Regions from separate parts of the Mus musculus genome. Here region 2 is linked to region 1. A link is a contact called in ENCODE Hi-C or POLR2A ChIA-PET data. All regions are on one chromosome and are shown on one strand. Each heading gives the region's core, a stretch centred on a gene start or an enhancer-like site at or near the end of the contact. The rest is flanking DNA. Distances are from core to core; before and after follow the strand shown. Region 1 holds the start of Park7 (Parkinson disease (autosomal recessive, early onset) 7). Region 2 overlaps Camta1 (calmodulin binding transcription activator 1).

Region 1 (7,680 bases), core at 3,204-5,703:
CCCCTCGCAGGTCTCCGAGTCAGAATTTCCCCCTGCGCCAGCGTGGCCTTAAAGGTCAGAGCTCGCCCACTCTCCGTTCGCGCCGACCTGACCTTTCGTGGGCTCCGAGGGGGAAGTTCTCCGCGATATTGAAAACAGGAATATCAGCGGGGCGTGGTGGCACAGGTCTTTGATGCACAGTACCCGGGAATCAGAGGCAGGAGGATGCCCGCTAATTCGAGTTCTAGTTCACTGAACTGCAATGTGGGACAATCTCAAAAAAAAGTTTTTTTTCTTTTTTTGGTAAAGGTCCCAAAGGCCTTTCCTCTGTCTGATATCTGCGATTTAGATTAAGGGAAGCATTAAAGAGTTGAAAATGTTAACTTCCCGCTTACAGATGGCACGTGCTATAGTCACGATCTGCACAGACGGCCAGTGTTACAGTCACGATCTGCACAGACGGCCTGTGTTACAGTCACGATCTGCACAGACAACAGTCCTGATGTGAGCAATGAGATTAAATATGTCAATTGCTTCAACTCACCGACTTACTTGAAACCCAAGGGAGGTTTTAGCTTGTACGTCTCCCCACAATGCATAATGACCTGAGAAACATTGGGTGAAAAAGTTGGTGGATGGCATGGGGCGTCGTCATGACCAGAATTACAGCAGTATATTTTGGTAAATGGTTGGGGGTTTTTTTGGCTTTGTTCTATGAATACGTAGTGAGAAATATGTTTGAGCTGTCCTGGGCGTTACTGGCAGTATTAACTAATACTGGCAGCCTGTGTGTGGTGGGCAGAGTGTGAATTTTGGCTTCAGAACATCAAAATTTGCCCAAGACTGCAAGACCTTATAGAGTCATTTTATTTTCCTCTTCATATCTGTAAAATGAAAATTATGATACTGTATCAGTCACTCTCTCCTTGCTGTGGCAAAATACCTGACAAGAAGTAATTTAGGGAATGGACGGTTTATTCTTGCTTACAGTTGGAGGGGCCCTGGCCCGTCGTGAGGGAAAGACATCCCTGCAGGAGCCTGAGCTTTGGTCACACAAGCAATAGATCCGTGAACACCAGTGCTCAGAGTCCACGTCTTGTCAAGTTGACAATATTAACCACCACAGACAGACACCTTCGAAAGTCAAAGAGAAAACAAACAGCGTCCTAGCTAGAAGTCCTGAGACCGAGTCGGGGGTGTGGCACATGCTTTTAACCCCAACACTTGAGAGGCAGAGGAAGGCAGATCACCATGAGGCCAGCCTTGGCAGAATAAAGAGTTGGGGTAGGAAGGACTGGTGGGCGATGAGCTCCTGCTGTGTCAGTCAGCAGTTACTTGATAGCAAAGTCTGTTGTTCCACCGGTGTCATTTGAGGAACCATGGCAGTTGCTTTCCGTCAGGCCATGGCTCTCCAAAGCTTTGCTCAGTCCTGGGCTGACATTGCCTTGGCAAGACTGGCAGAGGGAAGGGAAGGAAGCACACCCTGCATGCAGCTGGAAGGGGGAAGGATTATTTCTGGGGACACAGGGATAATCCAACTCCCAGAAGTAACAACATTCCAGGATTTTAAAAAATATTTATTTTTAATTATGTTCTTCTTTTGTGTAGTTGTTTGTGTGTGTGTGCTCCTGTGTGTGTGTGCATGTGCTCACATACAAGTGAAAATGCTCTTGGAGGTCAGAGAGTGGCATGGGAGCCCTTGACATAGTCGTTCCAGGCAGCTGTGAGCCACCCAATGTAGGTCTGGGAACTGAATGCAGATTCTCTGCTGCACTTAACCACTGAGCCATTTTTCCAACCCCAATATGTGTGTTTTAAAACTGTGCACAGGGTATTCACTGGATAAAACCAGACTGCTCTGTTTCAGTTCCTGCTGGTGGTGTGGAGATGTCAGGAGTGTGAACTTCTGTGTCCCCTCAAAGTGTTGTCATGGCATTGCCACCAGCCCACCACGGGTCTTACCTTTGTTTTTTTTTTTTCTTGAGTTTGTTTCTTGCCACAGCAGCCAACCTCTCAGAGCCTTCCTTTTCTTGTTCTTCCTTCTAGGCTCTGGAGTTTGGAATGAGGGGCCCTGACCCATGGCTATGCAGGCTACAGCTTTAGCCACATTATTGCTTTGAGACAGGCTCTCCCTCAGTTGCCCAGGCTGGCCTGGTACTGGAAATCCTGCCTCAACTTTCCAAATGATCCTGTCTAGAGGTGCAGGAATGGGTTCATAATCTCTGCAAATTAGAGACTTAGGAGGCAGAAGGATGAGTTACCACAGATCTTGGGAAGTCTCTGTGGAGTTATCATAGAGACTGTGGATAATCAGGATCTCTTCATTACTAAAATAATTTAAGACTGGATCAAATGGGAGCTTGAGGATAATATAGCAGAGTTTAAAAGAAAAACCCCAGCTGGGTGTGGTGGCGCACGCCTTTAATCCCAGCACTGGGGAGGCAGAGGCATTCGGATTACTGAGTTCGAGGCCAACCTGGTCTCCAGAGTGAGTTCCAGGACAGCCAGGGCTATACAGAGAAACACCCTGTCTTGGGGGGGGAAAAAAAAAAGCAAACAAAAAAAAAAGAAAACCCCCAGAGAGTCAAGCTATTCATCTTGAAGCTACCCGGAGTAAGAAAATAGAAAAGTTAAGATGGCACTGAGGTCAGCACATGGCTGCAGGGGTCAGCACATGGTAGCAGGCAGCTACACGATGCGGAGAGGAGCTTTAGAAAAGAGTGAGGAAGCCAGCGTCAGAAAGAGAAACAGAAGAAAAAGGAACAGTTCTGCCTTTCCATTCCAGAGACTCCAGAAAGGAGATGCACACCTTCTCAAGGTGAAGCTGCCTTCATGGAGTGTCCTAGTGGGGTCCTGGACTGCACCACTGAATTAAGCCCTAAGGGAAGAGACAAGGGCCTGTGTTCCCCTGGAGGCAGGTTTCACTCCTTACTTAAGTACTTGGGGTTGCAGGCATGAGCCACCAAGCCCAACACCCTCTGTGGATCTTGAAGCTCACATCTGACAAGCTGTCCTGGTCTTCTTTCTGTCACTCCAGCTTTCCGTACCTTCAAAGCTGAAGGGGCTGGCTCTGTCTTTTCCCTTTGCACATAGTGAAGAACCAGTCCATTCCACAACTCCTAAAGCAGTTGCCCAAGTTTTATTGTATATATACATGACTTAGCAATTTTTAAGAATTAAACTACTCCTACTGTAAGAATTTCCAGTTTGAAGCTGGGCGTGGTGGCACACGCCTTTAATCCCAGCATTCGGGAGGCAGAGGCAGGCGGATTTCTGAGTTCGAGGCCAGCCTGGTCTACAAAGTGAGTTCCAGGACAGCCAGGGCTACACAGAGAAACCCTGTCTCGAAAAACCAAAAAAAAAAAAAAAAAAAAAAAAAGAATTTCCAGTTTATAAGATTTCCAATATGAACCTATGATGGAGGTCAGCCAATGTATGTGAGGTATTCAATCTCCATATAGGAAGGAAAGCAAGTTTATATCCTGTCGGGGGTTTGTATAAAAAGTACTGAGACTTGCCAAACGAGCTGGCTTTCTCTGAGGTGGGTACAGATAGGACCAGGTGAGGGTGGGTCTCCCTCCTGTAAGCTGAAAGATAACTATTAAAAACTCAGGAGAGAGCCGGTGGGAGGGCTCGACAGGTAAGGGTGCTTGCCACACACCGGAGGATTTGAGTTCCATCCGAGACCTTGTAGTAAAGAAAGAACACACTAAGGCGAGTGGTCTTCTGTGAGTTTCCACGTGCACCCTTTGGCACAGGTTGAGATGCACACACAGTAACTGTCAACCCAGAAGTGTAAAAAGCTGAAATAAAATGAGATAATTAAATAATTTATCTTATCGTAGATGATAGCATTGCTCCAACCCGAGGGTGCAGTAGGACATTTTATTATTTGTGTGCATATGAGTGCAGTGCCCGTGGAGGTCAGAAGATGGCATTAGATCCTCAGGATCCGGAGTTAGGCAGTGGTGAGTCTCCCCAAATGGATGCTGGGAACCGAACCTGGGTCCTTTGCAAAACCAGCAAGAGCTCTTAAAGCTTGACACCGTCCTGTGACCCAGGGGACAGGGTGACCAGGCCTAGCTGGGAGGGACAGGCCTGGGATGACGTGGAACGAAGACTAGCAGGCCAGGGGCAAATAGAGGGGATGTCACAGTAAGGGGCAAGAAAGGCAAACGGTCCACAAAAACCGTAATGTAAGACGGCTTCCAAAAATGACTGAACTTCAGCCTGTGAATTCGCATGTGCTAGGATTACAAGTGTGGGGTTCAGGCTGTAGCCCAGCCAGGCCTCAAACTCGGAACCACTATCAACTTAAACGTCGAAGAGGCAGAGAGGGGCAATTGCGCAGGCGCCCGCAGGGTGGGCGGTACCGTTGTCTGGGGGCGAGATGGTACAAGCGCTGCGCAGCCGCAGTAGCCTCTATTCGCTCCTCCCCCCACCCCCACCCCGGGGCCTGGGCTCAGCCGGACATGACGCAGGCCGAGGCGGAAGCGAGGGGTTGTGCGCAGCCTCAGTGCGGGTGGCGCGCATGCGTGCTGGGTACACGTCGGGTGCGAGGTTCCTGCGGACTAGCGGTGGCTTCGCGTGGGTGGAGGAGGCGCGGCTGCAGGTCAGCGCCCTGGGGCTAGAGGCCGGGCTGTGATCCGCCCGCTGCCCCGGAGGGTCCCGGCTGGGCGGGCTGGGGGCAGCGGCCGCAGTGCATGCCGGGCCAGGCTCTGCACAGCATCCTCCGGGTTGGAGCGAGCGCAGTTACTGGAAGGCTTGACCAAAGTTGTGATGCGTGGGGAGCGTGCAGGGAAAGCACGCGGAAAGTGCCTCCGAGTGGCGGCTAGCTGTTCCCGGCCGCAGCAGGGCTGACCTCCTAAAGAGATAGTCCATCTTTATTAATCATTAGCAGTGTGGTCAGAGATTTAGCACCTTTGGACTCCCCCAACCCGGTCCTGACATTTTAGCAGTTTATTGGAACATCAACAACAAGAACAAAACCTTCGAAATTTACAAGTTGGTTTTTTACCAGTGAAATTGTGGATTTGGGGTTTTTTGTTTTGCTTTGCTTTTTTGTTTTGGTTTGGGTTTTTTGAGACAGGGTTTCTCTGTAACCCTGGCTATCATGGAACTCACGCTGTAGACCAGGCTGGCCTCGAACTCACAGATAGATACTCCTGTCTCTGTCTCTTCCTCCCAAGCGCTGAGACTAAAGGTGTGCGCTCGACTCGCTCCCCCTCCCCTCCCCTTCTCTCTTTCTCTTATTTCTCTTATTCTTTTCCTTCCCTCCCTCCCTCCTTCAGAGTATTTTAAGAAAACCAGCCTCTCCACAGTGTGACTGATATGCAGGGCCCGTTATGTGACCTGTCTTCGTTAGAGATTGGTCCTAAGAAAGCACAGTAAGGGAAAATGCAAAGAATACTAGCACACATTGGCAATCCCACATTTATTATTTTTTTTAAAGGATTTAGATTTTGGTTGGTTGGTGTTTGTTTGTTTGTTTGTTTGTTTTTCGAGACAGGATTTCTCTGTATAGCCCTGGCTGTCCTGGAACTCACTTTGTAGACCAGGCTGGCCTCGAACTCAGAACTCCACCTGCCTCTGCCTCCCGAGTGCTGGGATTAAAGGCATGCAAGGATTTAATTTTGATGTATCAGCATTCTGCTTGCATATATGTATGTGCAGAGGCCAGAAGAGGGCGCTGTATCCCCTGGACCTGGAGATGCAGACAATTGGGAGCAGCCCTGTGGGTGCTGGGAACTAAACCTTGATCCAGTGCTCTTAGCCACAGACTACCCACCCCAGCCACCCTGTTTTCATCCCGGGATTAGAGTGCTGAAACTCTGCCATGTGAACCAGTTTTAATCTAAGCTGCTTGCTTCCATGGATCCCAACCTGTCACACAGAAGTTATTTACTCTGCGTGAACAGATGGTTGTTACAGAGGCAACATTTTGAACACTTTTTTTTCCTGTTTTTTTAAGTCTTTAAGAAATAGAAATGGCTTCCAAAAGAGCTCTGGTCATCCTGGCCAAAGGAGCAGAGGAGATGGAGACAGTGATTCCTGTGGATGTCATGCGGCGAGCCGGGGTGAGTTCCCCTCATGGGCTAGCTCTCCCTGTTTTAAAAACGAGGGGACTCCAAGTCACTTTTATTTGTTTAATGTTGTGTGTGAGCTGCATCCCGTGGTGCAGATGTGGCGGTCAGGGGCTGTGCGCTGTCTTCCGTGTTAGCCTGGGCTCCCCACTCTGTGTTTATGTGACACGGTGAGCATGGGATGCACTCAGGTTTGCCAGGCTCACCCTGAGCATTTCCTCACTCAGACCTGGCAGCAGCATGGTCAGCTCTCTGCCTCTTTTCACAAACCCCAGGCAGAGACGCTCAGCAGCGCTGATTTCCAGTTAGAGCAGGGCTCAGACCCGGTTTCTTCATTTCACATCGCTGCACAGTTGGGACAGCATAGGAAAGCCACCACCCCTCCCCTCCAGTGACAACCTTATGACACTGGAGTAAATACTTCGAGGCGTTCATTCATCTTTTGTGTATATATGAATGTTTGCCCACATGTTTGTCTGTGCACCACATGAGAGCCTGATCCCCTGGAACTAGAGTTAGAGGTGGTTGTGAGCCGCCATGTCGGTGCTGGGAACCAAACCCCGGGGTGATCTTAACCACTGGCCATCTCTGCAGCCTCTTTAATAAATATTCTCTTGTGGGGTTTATTTGTGCAAACGTGAGGATGGTTTTTCAGGCTCAGCACCTGAAGGTGGGGTTGCTGACTGTGTAGTCAGCATCACTGGGTTCTGAAAAGTTGCCTCCAGTGCACTCACCTGTCCTCCCCCAGGACTGTCGGGTATCTCCTGAGCTTCGGGGACTAGCAACTGGCAGTGTCACCTACTCAATGTTTTACAGGATAAAGTGTTGTTTAGTTGTGTGCTGTGCACTTCTACTTTAAGAAAAGCCCATACGGTTGTAATGATAATGCCACCCTCAACCCGTGGGTTATTATTAGGACGGCCCGGTAACTCATCTCCCAACTCAGCACTTGTGGAATAGAGGGTGTTCTAGCCAGGCAGAGCCAGAGTAGTGGCTCAGCTACAAATTAGGGCTGTCCCTGGCAAACCAGAAGAGACCAGGTGTTATTTACCGTTGCCTGGGCTTGGTCTTGTACTCCCCGACAGGTTACTTACAAACCACAGAATGGGTGTCAGGCTGCCCGGAGTCTGTGCTTTCATGGTCTTGAACATCTATCTGCTCTTTCTCTAGATCAAAGTCACTGTTGCAGGCTTGGCTGGGAAGGACCCCGTGCAGTGTAGCCGTGATGTAATGATTTGTCCAGATACCAGTCTGGAAGATGCAAAAACGCAGGTTTGTTTTGTCCACCTGGACTCTTTCTTCTTGGGGCTTATTAGTTCTCTGAACGGCTTTTGGCTGTATCCGTGACTGCAGTTAGAACAGACTTCCTTTAGGAGAAGGACTTGGCCTGGGTGGAGGGTCTGGATCCTGTGTCAGAAGGTGGGTGGGGATGGGCACGGTGTGGCTCAGTGGGAGAACACTTGCTTAGCTAGTCTGTGGGTTCCATGCCCAGCACCATAAAGACTAAATAAATGGCACGTATGGCAGTTTATACTATTATGATAGTGCTCTCACTCTCTCTCTTTGTTCTTTTTAATTTCAGCAAGTTTAAAATGAATTAGGTTTCTTGGATATTTGA
Region 2 (7,680 bases), core at 2,282-4,781, 830 kb before region 1:
TACACAGTCCAGGATCCCCAGCCCAAGGAATGGTACTGCACACAGTGGGCAGTTCTACCTACCTCAAGTAATATTATCAAGATGATTCCCAAAAGACATGTCTGCAGGCCCAAGGAACGGTATTGCCCACAGTGGGCAGTTCTACATACCTCAAGTAATATTATTAAGATGATTCCCCATAGACACGTTCACAGACCAACCTGAACTGGATACTGAGTGTGTCATTGTTGTCAAAATGACAATTAAAATTAGTTAATATTACAACCAGCTCCTTGTTGGGGCAGTGGGTAACAGCATGGGGTAGAATGGCTGAACCATGCAGAAACTGTCATTGTTTTCCAGTGTGGCCATACTAATTACCATCCCACCCACCATGAGGTGAGGAGTCCAGCTTCTCTACATTGTACTGCTTCATGTGGTCAGCCTTTTGACTTCATCTGACCTAATCGACATGTGGTACCCCAGCACTTGGGATTGTCTCTGTGGTGAGTTCAAGGCTGACCTGGTGGTCTACATAGTGAGTGCCAGGACAACAGTGAGACCCTCTCTCAAAACCAAACAGATAACTGATTTTCTTTTCTTGCCACTGAACTCTGAGAGACTCCCCTCTGTCAGTCTGTCATAGCACAGGGTCTTCTTACCAGTTTCCTTCCAGCCTGACAGCCCTGTACCTTTAAGTACGGAAGCTCATTTCTGCCTTTCTCGTTGATACGGATTGTTCTTGAGTCGTGTCCATTCTCCCATGTTTCCAGAGTGCTCTGTTGTTTCCGTTCTTGCTCGGTGACTGTCAAGTGTGTGCTCTACCACTCAACTAGAGGGGTTTTGTCTTGTCTTTGTTCTTTAATGTCTTTTTTACATGTCTGAGTGTTCTGCCTGCATGTATGTATATGTAGGATGAGTGTGCCTGGTGTCTGTGGTGATCAGAAGAGGGCACCGGATGGATCCCCCGAAACGGGAGTCACAGATGTTTGTGAGCTGCCACGTGGGTGCTTGGAATTTAACCTGGGTCCTCGGGAAGAGTAGCTGGTGCTCTTAACCGCTGAGTCATCTCTCCCGTCCCAAATTTTATTTTTGTTTTGTATTTCTGTTATTTTTTAAAAAACTTTTAAATTTGATTTTTAAAATATATAATAATATATTAATGACATTTCTTCCAAATTTTATCTTTTATTACATTTATTTATTTGTGTGTGTGTGTGCGCGCACACGCGCACGTGCAAGTGCACACCACAGCATATATCTGGAATTCAGAGGACAACCACTTGAGTCCTGGGGATCAGACTCAGGCCAGTCAGCCTTGGCAGCAGGTGCAAGTGAGCCATCTCACGCGTTGACTTTATTTGTTGTCCGTGGATTTCTTTCTTACCTGTGTGAGGAGTGGGTGGGGCCTTTCTCCCCCGCCCCCCAAGTGAGAAGTGGGTGGAGCGTTCCCCCCCACGTGAGGAGTGGGTGAGGCGTTCCCCCCTCCCACACACGTAAGGAGTGGGTGGGTTCAGTCTTTCTCATTGAAGCATCGGGTTACCTCAGCATCCTGCTAGTTAACTGGGAGGAGGCCCACGGGGCACCACAGTTTGCTCTTTTGTGAAGAGCGATCTGTCCCTATCTGTGAGGGTTTATTTCTGGATCTATTCCATTGATCTGCTTGTCTATTTTTAAGCCAATACTACACTGTCCTGACACTTTTAACGGCGTTGGATCCTTTGACAAAAGGCTGTCCCCACTCTCACCTACCTTCCAGTTCTCTCAGCTCTTCCGAGACCTCTTCATATCCACATGGCCTCCCGAATTGGCTTCTCAGCTTCTGAATCAAAGCTTGCGGGGGCTTTGATGGGGGAGCCCCTAATGCTGTGCTCTCCCTAGTGTCTCCTTTGGAACTGTGTCAGGTAGCACCCCACTGTGTGGAATGGCTGTGGGACCCACCTGTAACCAGTAAGTGCGGGGGGTTTAATGTTTAATAAAGGTATCTGGTACCCTTAGGGTTTCTGTATATTTTTTTTCTCCCCAAGATCAGGTCTCATCTGAGGAGTGAAGACCTGAAAACCTTAACTATGCTTTTGAAGTTACCATCGTTCAAGGTCCTTGGTCTTCTTAGCTTAGTAAAGTCGTTTCTTCCCCGCCAAGGAAGCCTATTCAAAGCCTTCCTCTTCTTCACCTGTCCCTTGTCACCAGCCTTAGGCGTTAGTGTTTGAGGATTCATAGATGGAGGACAAGGCGAGGGTTTCCTTTTCCAGAAAAGTTAGAGGGGAAAAGTTGCTTGGAAATGCTGAGTGATCCAGTCACCTCTGGGTGTGGTTGGCCGAGCTGACAAGCCCCTCCCCACTACTCCGGGCTGGTTCGTGATGGGCAGGTACCACCTGAGGCCCCACAGGCCCAGCCGACAGCCTCACCACCCTCTGCCAGTCCCCACCTCCCCTCTGACTTCTCTGCGTTCCCTGGTGGCTGTAACCAGGCTTGCCCTTCAGGGAAGGTATTTTACAGAGGACCTGTCTGCTGCTGCTGCGAGAGGGAAGAAAGGCAGAGAGGCTGGGGTGCAGTTCCATCAGGCTGCAAACTAAGGAACGTGAGGCTGCCCCTGGGGAGCAGGAGCCGTTAAACTGTCAAAATAAAAAGTCAACCAAACTCCTCGGGCCAATCGAAAACACTTAACTCGGGCTGCAGGCGGCGCAGCACCAGCTTTGCCTGTGAAGTGCTACAAGGAGAAAAAGGGCTGTGGGGGGATTTGAAGAATGCTGAAAAAGTTCTAAAATATTGGAATAAACCTAAGTCAATAATACATTAAATCTAGGATTCATAAAAAGAAATAGTGGTGAAAATCTTCTCAAATAGGTTTTTATTCTAGAATCCGATGATGGATCTCTTGGAGCCCTGGTTATCCTGTAGGTGTGGTATTCTGAAATACAACCTGACGCGTATATATTGTCAAATAATAAAGTATCATGAAGCCAATCAGCTGTGAGCTCCCCACTTGGCAGTTTGGAAGTAAAAACCCTTTCTCCTTTACAAGGCCAAGTGACTCTTAATTCCTCCCAAGAGATCTCAAGTTAAAATGTGTTCACTGCCAGCTGACAAAAGAGGCGAGTTTAGATTTATTACCCTGGCACCTGCAGAAAAAAAAAAAAAGAAGAAGAAGAAATGACGGATGATGAAAATATATTTAATTATCATTCGCTGCCATGGCTCTGTCTGCTCTCTCGTAGCGCTGCAGCTGTTGGCACGCACGTTATTTTAAAGTCAATGTGCTTATCTGGAGAGAAGGCCGCTCTCTGAGCAAATTGACTTGGGGGAGGAAGGAAATGGCGAGATCCTCTCGACCCAGCTGAACAAACTCAGATTTGTATTCTGTGCGCCTGCTTTAATTGTCTAATCCACCGCACATCACATCGGCTCTGGGATTTGGCTTTGGTAAAGAAAACATTTACAAAAAAGTAAACTTTTCCAAGGCCTTTCTGAGCCAGATATGAGTGGGTCCGCCCCCCTCCCCCTTCCTGGAGTGTGAAATGAAGGCTAACACTAGATGCTTGGGTGTGAGAATAGCCAACAGCACCATCCAAGGATGGAGGGAGGCTGAGCGAGCCCTAGCTGGACTCTCTCGGCTCGGAAGGATGGGCTTAGGATCTCAGTGCAAGGAGACTTGGATCTGAGATTCCTGTTGTCATGAACTCTGGCTGTTGGAAGTTTAACACTGAAGTGATGGGCGGGTGGAGACACAGCTTCCCAGACCCTGCCCCTCCTCACTGGAACTCTAGGCTGAGCAGTGGCGTTCTGCACTGTGTCTTGCATGCAGCACATCAGATTGCTCGAAGTGATGCCTGTGGGGATTCCAGCTTGGCTCCTGGGACTCTATGCTGTTTGTTTATGCCTAGGTTGTGTTGGCTGCAACAAAAATAACCCAGATAATAAGCAGTGTCTATGATGGCAGCTCTCCCATGGTCTCTCTTCTTATCCAGAGAAGCTACACAGCGTTTTGTGTGTGGTGGTATTTAGTCCAAAGGGATGGAATCCCACCAAAAGCGGGATACAAACAGCTGGCACGGCAGATAGGGTTTCAGGACGGGGATGGTGCAGTTAGGACTCTAGGACAGGGATGGCGTAGGACCTTTCTGATGGGGCTGGCAGCAGTAGTGGTGGCCAGTCAGCAGTGGAAGCCTGTGGATGGGGTGACTGGAGAGAGGTGTCAGTGGATGTGAGCCAGTGCAGGGAGGGACTCCCCCCCCCCCCTTCTCTTTGATGAATAAGGATTCAAGATTGCATCTGCTGAGCCTGCAGGACCTGACTGAGGGAGGAAGCTGAGCTCAGGTTTGCAGATTTGGGCATGAGCAGAGCTCTGAGCCCTCAAGTGTTTGGTCATCTGGATCGCACTTTGCCTAAAAGCCAGAGAGCGCATCCCATGGTCTTCATAAGCATCAGTGTTACCATCGTCTTCATCATCATGACTGTTGTCACGGTTGCCATCTTCATCTCACTCATCACAGTCACTGCCGTCATCACCACCATAGCTTTACCTGTATACCAGTGTCATTGTTGCTGTCATGGTACCCCATAGTACTGCTGTCATCGGGTCCCTGTCAGTCACTGATGTCATCGACATTATCCTCTCCACCATCAACATCCTTGTCACCGTCATCACCATTGTCACCATCACCATCATCTCTGCTTCCATCATCATCATCATCACCATTACCATCACTGTCATCACCATCATCTCTGTCTCCATCCTCATCTCCATCGTCTTTATGTCCAGCATCATCACCATAATCAGTACTATCTCATCTCACTTAGTAATGTACATTGCCATTTATCCTGTACTTGGCTCTTGGGTGAATCATCTAAATCGGTTGTCTCCTTTAATCCCACAAGACAGGTGATCTGTTGTGCAGAGGCTTCCGGAAGCGACTGAGCTAGAAGCCAGACCCTGGAGTCCACTTTGTTACTTACACCTCATCATTAACGGACCTCACAGGAACACAGCAAAGTTCTAAGGGATAACAAAAGGGAGAGACAGGCCAACCGTGTGGTTTTGTCAATAAAATATCCTCAAGGATGTCAGGAGTTCTGAGACTGAAGGCCAGCTCCTGTATGCCCCTCCCCCGTGTGTAGTTTGTGGGAGGAGGGACCCCATCTCCTCTGGAGGACAGGCTGCTGGGTGGGTGGGCTGTTTAAGGAAGTTCACTGGAGTGCAGGTACTGGAAGCTTGGGGGCATCATAGCAGGAGCAGTCCAGCCCCTCCCCCCCCCCCCCCGCTGCAGTGGGGCAGGGGCAGGAGTCCCTGAACCCCAGCCTTGACAAATGGCTGTGAAGGTCTCCATGGCACCCAGCAGCCCATCTGCGTTCTTGGTTTGTGGCTTTCTGGGGTGTGGACTAGCCAGAACTCAGGCTTCACGCTTCCTGGCTGAGCTACCCGGACACATAACAGGGCTGTGGTCACGGATGGTGGGGGATTTGTCACCTGCTGCTTTGATGCTCTACAGTTCTGTGCTCAAGCAAGGTTTGGGGTTCCGGCTAGCTCCTGGGGACTGCTAGGTCCGAGAATATGAACCTCTCAAGGATACTCCAGCAGATAGAGGTGTGTCCTGATATCAAGCTCCGCCCTCATAGTCACGTGTTCCATGTCAAGCTCCACCCTCATACAGTTCTTTCCCTGGAACCCAATACAGACATGCATAGCGAACCTTACAGAGGTACCATGATACACAGGACTGTGCTGATGAGACCTTGGGGGCTCGAGAGGCAGAGGGGCAGGGATAGCTCCACATCCCCTTCCTACATGGGGGAAACGGTCTTGCCATCTCTAGCTCATCAGAGTGACTGCGGGCAAAGTAATTAATACTGATTTTATTTCCAGCTGAGGCTGATGAGTCTCTTTTCCACATTAATTTTTATTAAGCTTTTTATGTATTATTTCAAAACCACATACTATTCAGAGACAGTTTAGGACACATTATGGGTTGTACATTTTGTAATTATCAAATGGCCTCCGTCCAAAATATGGAAAAGAAAACAAACGTAGTTGTTTCCCAAGGAAGGGAATCGCCATGGTGATGTGTAGACAGGCCTTGGAGCTGCTGGCAGCCCCGCAGGCTCGGTGCTCGGGACTCTGTGCTGCCTGCTGGCATCCAGGAAGGAGCTCTAACATGTCTGCCGGAAGCCTGTTTCCTTGTCTCCTTGTCTCCAACCTCAGGGCCCCTTTCAGCTTGATTCCCAGTGACAGACAAGAGCTCCCTTCTCCATGGGCTCAGGTGCCTTTCGATCCGAGTTGTCAGACAGATCGTGCGAGTCCTCCTTTCTGCCCAGGTCCCACCTCGTGGAAGTTTTCTCCATATGCCAAAGCTAGAAAGGACATCCAGCATGTTCATAGCATGGGGATTTGCTTTCACAATGACTGTTTTCTCCCAAAGCGTTTGTGCTTCGCTATCCCCCTGCCTCAGTGTGAGATCCAGCCGGGCTGGTAGCTTGTCTGCTAGTCCATCCGATGTCTGGCTGAGTGCATGAATCAATGTCTCCTCTGGACTGGGAGCTAGCTCCTCCAGCTCAGGGATAGCTGCAGAGCCAAAGTGCGTTGGCTTCCCTCTCAAAGCCAGAACAGAATCTGCACGACAGGATTCTCATAAGTTCAGGCATGGACGAGCTCCAGGATGAGGAGAAACAAGTTCAGGATGGAAAACAAACCTTGGCCTGGGCCCAGCTTGGTGGGCTAGGATTGTGCAGCCAGCCTGGGGAAGCCACGCCCACTAGGCTGCCACTCTTGGTGCCTGCACAGGCTCAGAGCAAACCCCCTCTGCCTCCTGCCTCTGCCTCTGCCTCTGCCTCTGCCTCTGCCTCTGCCTCTGCCTCTGCCTCTGCCTCTGCCTCTGCCTCTGCCTCTGCCTCTGCCTCTGCCTCTGCCTCTGCCTCTGCCTCTGCCTCTGCCTCTGCCTCTGCCTCTGCCTCTGCCTCTGCCCCTGCCCCTGCCTCTGCCTCTGCCTCTGCCTCTGCCTCCATTGCGTCTCTTTTTTTGTTCTTTAATTAAATTAACTTTGTCATGGGCTCCCGTAGCCCAGGCTGCCCTTGAACTAGTTTTATAGCTAAGGATGACCTTCACCTCCGGCTCCTCCCTTGACCCTACCACTTCTGCCTCCTGAAGGCCGAGATTAGAAGCAGTTGCCACCAGGCCCGGTTTTTCTCACCTTTTAAACAGATTTTTTTTTTTAAAGGAAGAATTTTCATTTTACAAATGGTTTCCTGTACTTTCCAAGTAATGTTCACAGCACTTATACACTCTTTCATAATTGGCTCACACAATACACCCTGTTCAGAATTTTTAATCAACCATGGCAAGTGGCCCCAGCAATTTAAATAAAAAAGTATAAAAATGAATTTAGTATTTTAATATAGCAGTGGCATTAGCCTTATATATGTGCTTGGGCAATTTCATGCAGGCTTACGGTCTTATATTCCTTTTCGTTTGCCTGGTGGGTGAAGTCCAGCATCCAGGCCATGGCTCTTTATGGAGAGCTGGCTGAGAGGAGCGCAGTAGGGCATGCTCTCCCTAGAGGGTTGGTCATCCGGGCGGCACAGGGCAGCTAGGGTAGGAGGGACTCTGGCCTGCTGCTGTTGGACACACGATTCCCTTGGGCGAGCTTTGGTTAGTGTAGAATATGTGAGGGATGATGTAGTCCTTCAGCTTCTAGTGATTTCTGTTGA

The links. A loop is a pair of places that touch in the nucleus more often than their neighbours do. ChIA-PET counts read pairs that join two places held with the same protein, here RNA polymerase II (POLR2A).
Region 2: a map of v-Abl transformed pro-B cells shows a loop between it and region 1 (4-fold over the local background). The contact joins the enhancer-like site here to the promoter of Park7 in region 1. A Hi-C loop is called at or near these places in 1 of 37 maps with a recorded cell type or tissue (v-Abl transformed pro-B cells). POLR2A ChIA-PET finds 5 or more read pairs at or near these places in 1 of 5 experiments (embryonic stem cell).

Annotation. Positions count from the first base shown.
Region 1 is chr4:150,906,694-150,914,373 of GRCm38, reverse strand. It overlaps Park7 (Parkinson disease (autosomal recessive, early onset) 7), which reads left to right and starts at 4,453. Exons shown (of 7, transcript NM_020569.3): 1 at 4,453-4,591; 2 at 5,951-6,056; 3 at 7,233-7,334. The coding sequence starts at 5,967.
Region 2 is chr4:151,737,467-151,745,146 of GRCm38, reverse strand. All of the region lies in intron 3 of Camta1 (calmodulin binding transcription activator 1), which reads left to right. Gm52710 (a long non-coding RNA gene) reads right to left here. Exons shown (of 3, transcript XR_003955315.1): 1 at 2,065-7,680; 2 at 1,732-1,920; 3 at 1-1,366. Among named protein-coding and RNA genes, the nearest start is that of Gm52710, 5.1 kb to the right of the region's middle. Within about 2 kb of position 3,531, at least 1 of the 3 ENCODE cell types and tissues checked has a DNase peak (open chromatin) inside an H3K27ac peak, as active enhancers do.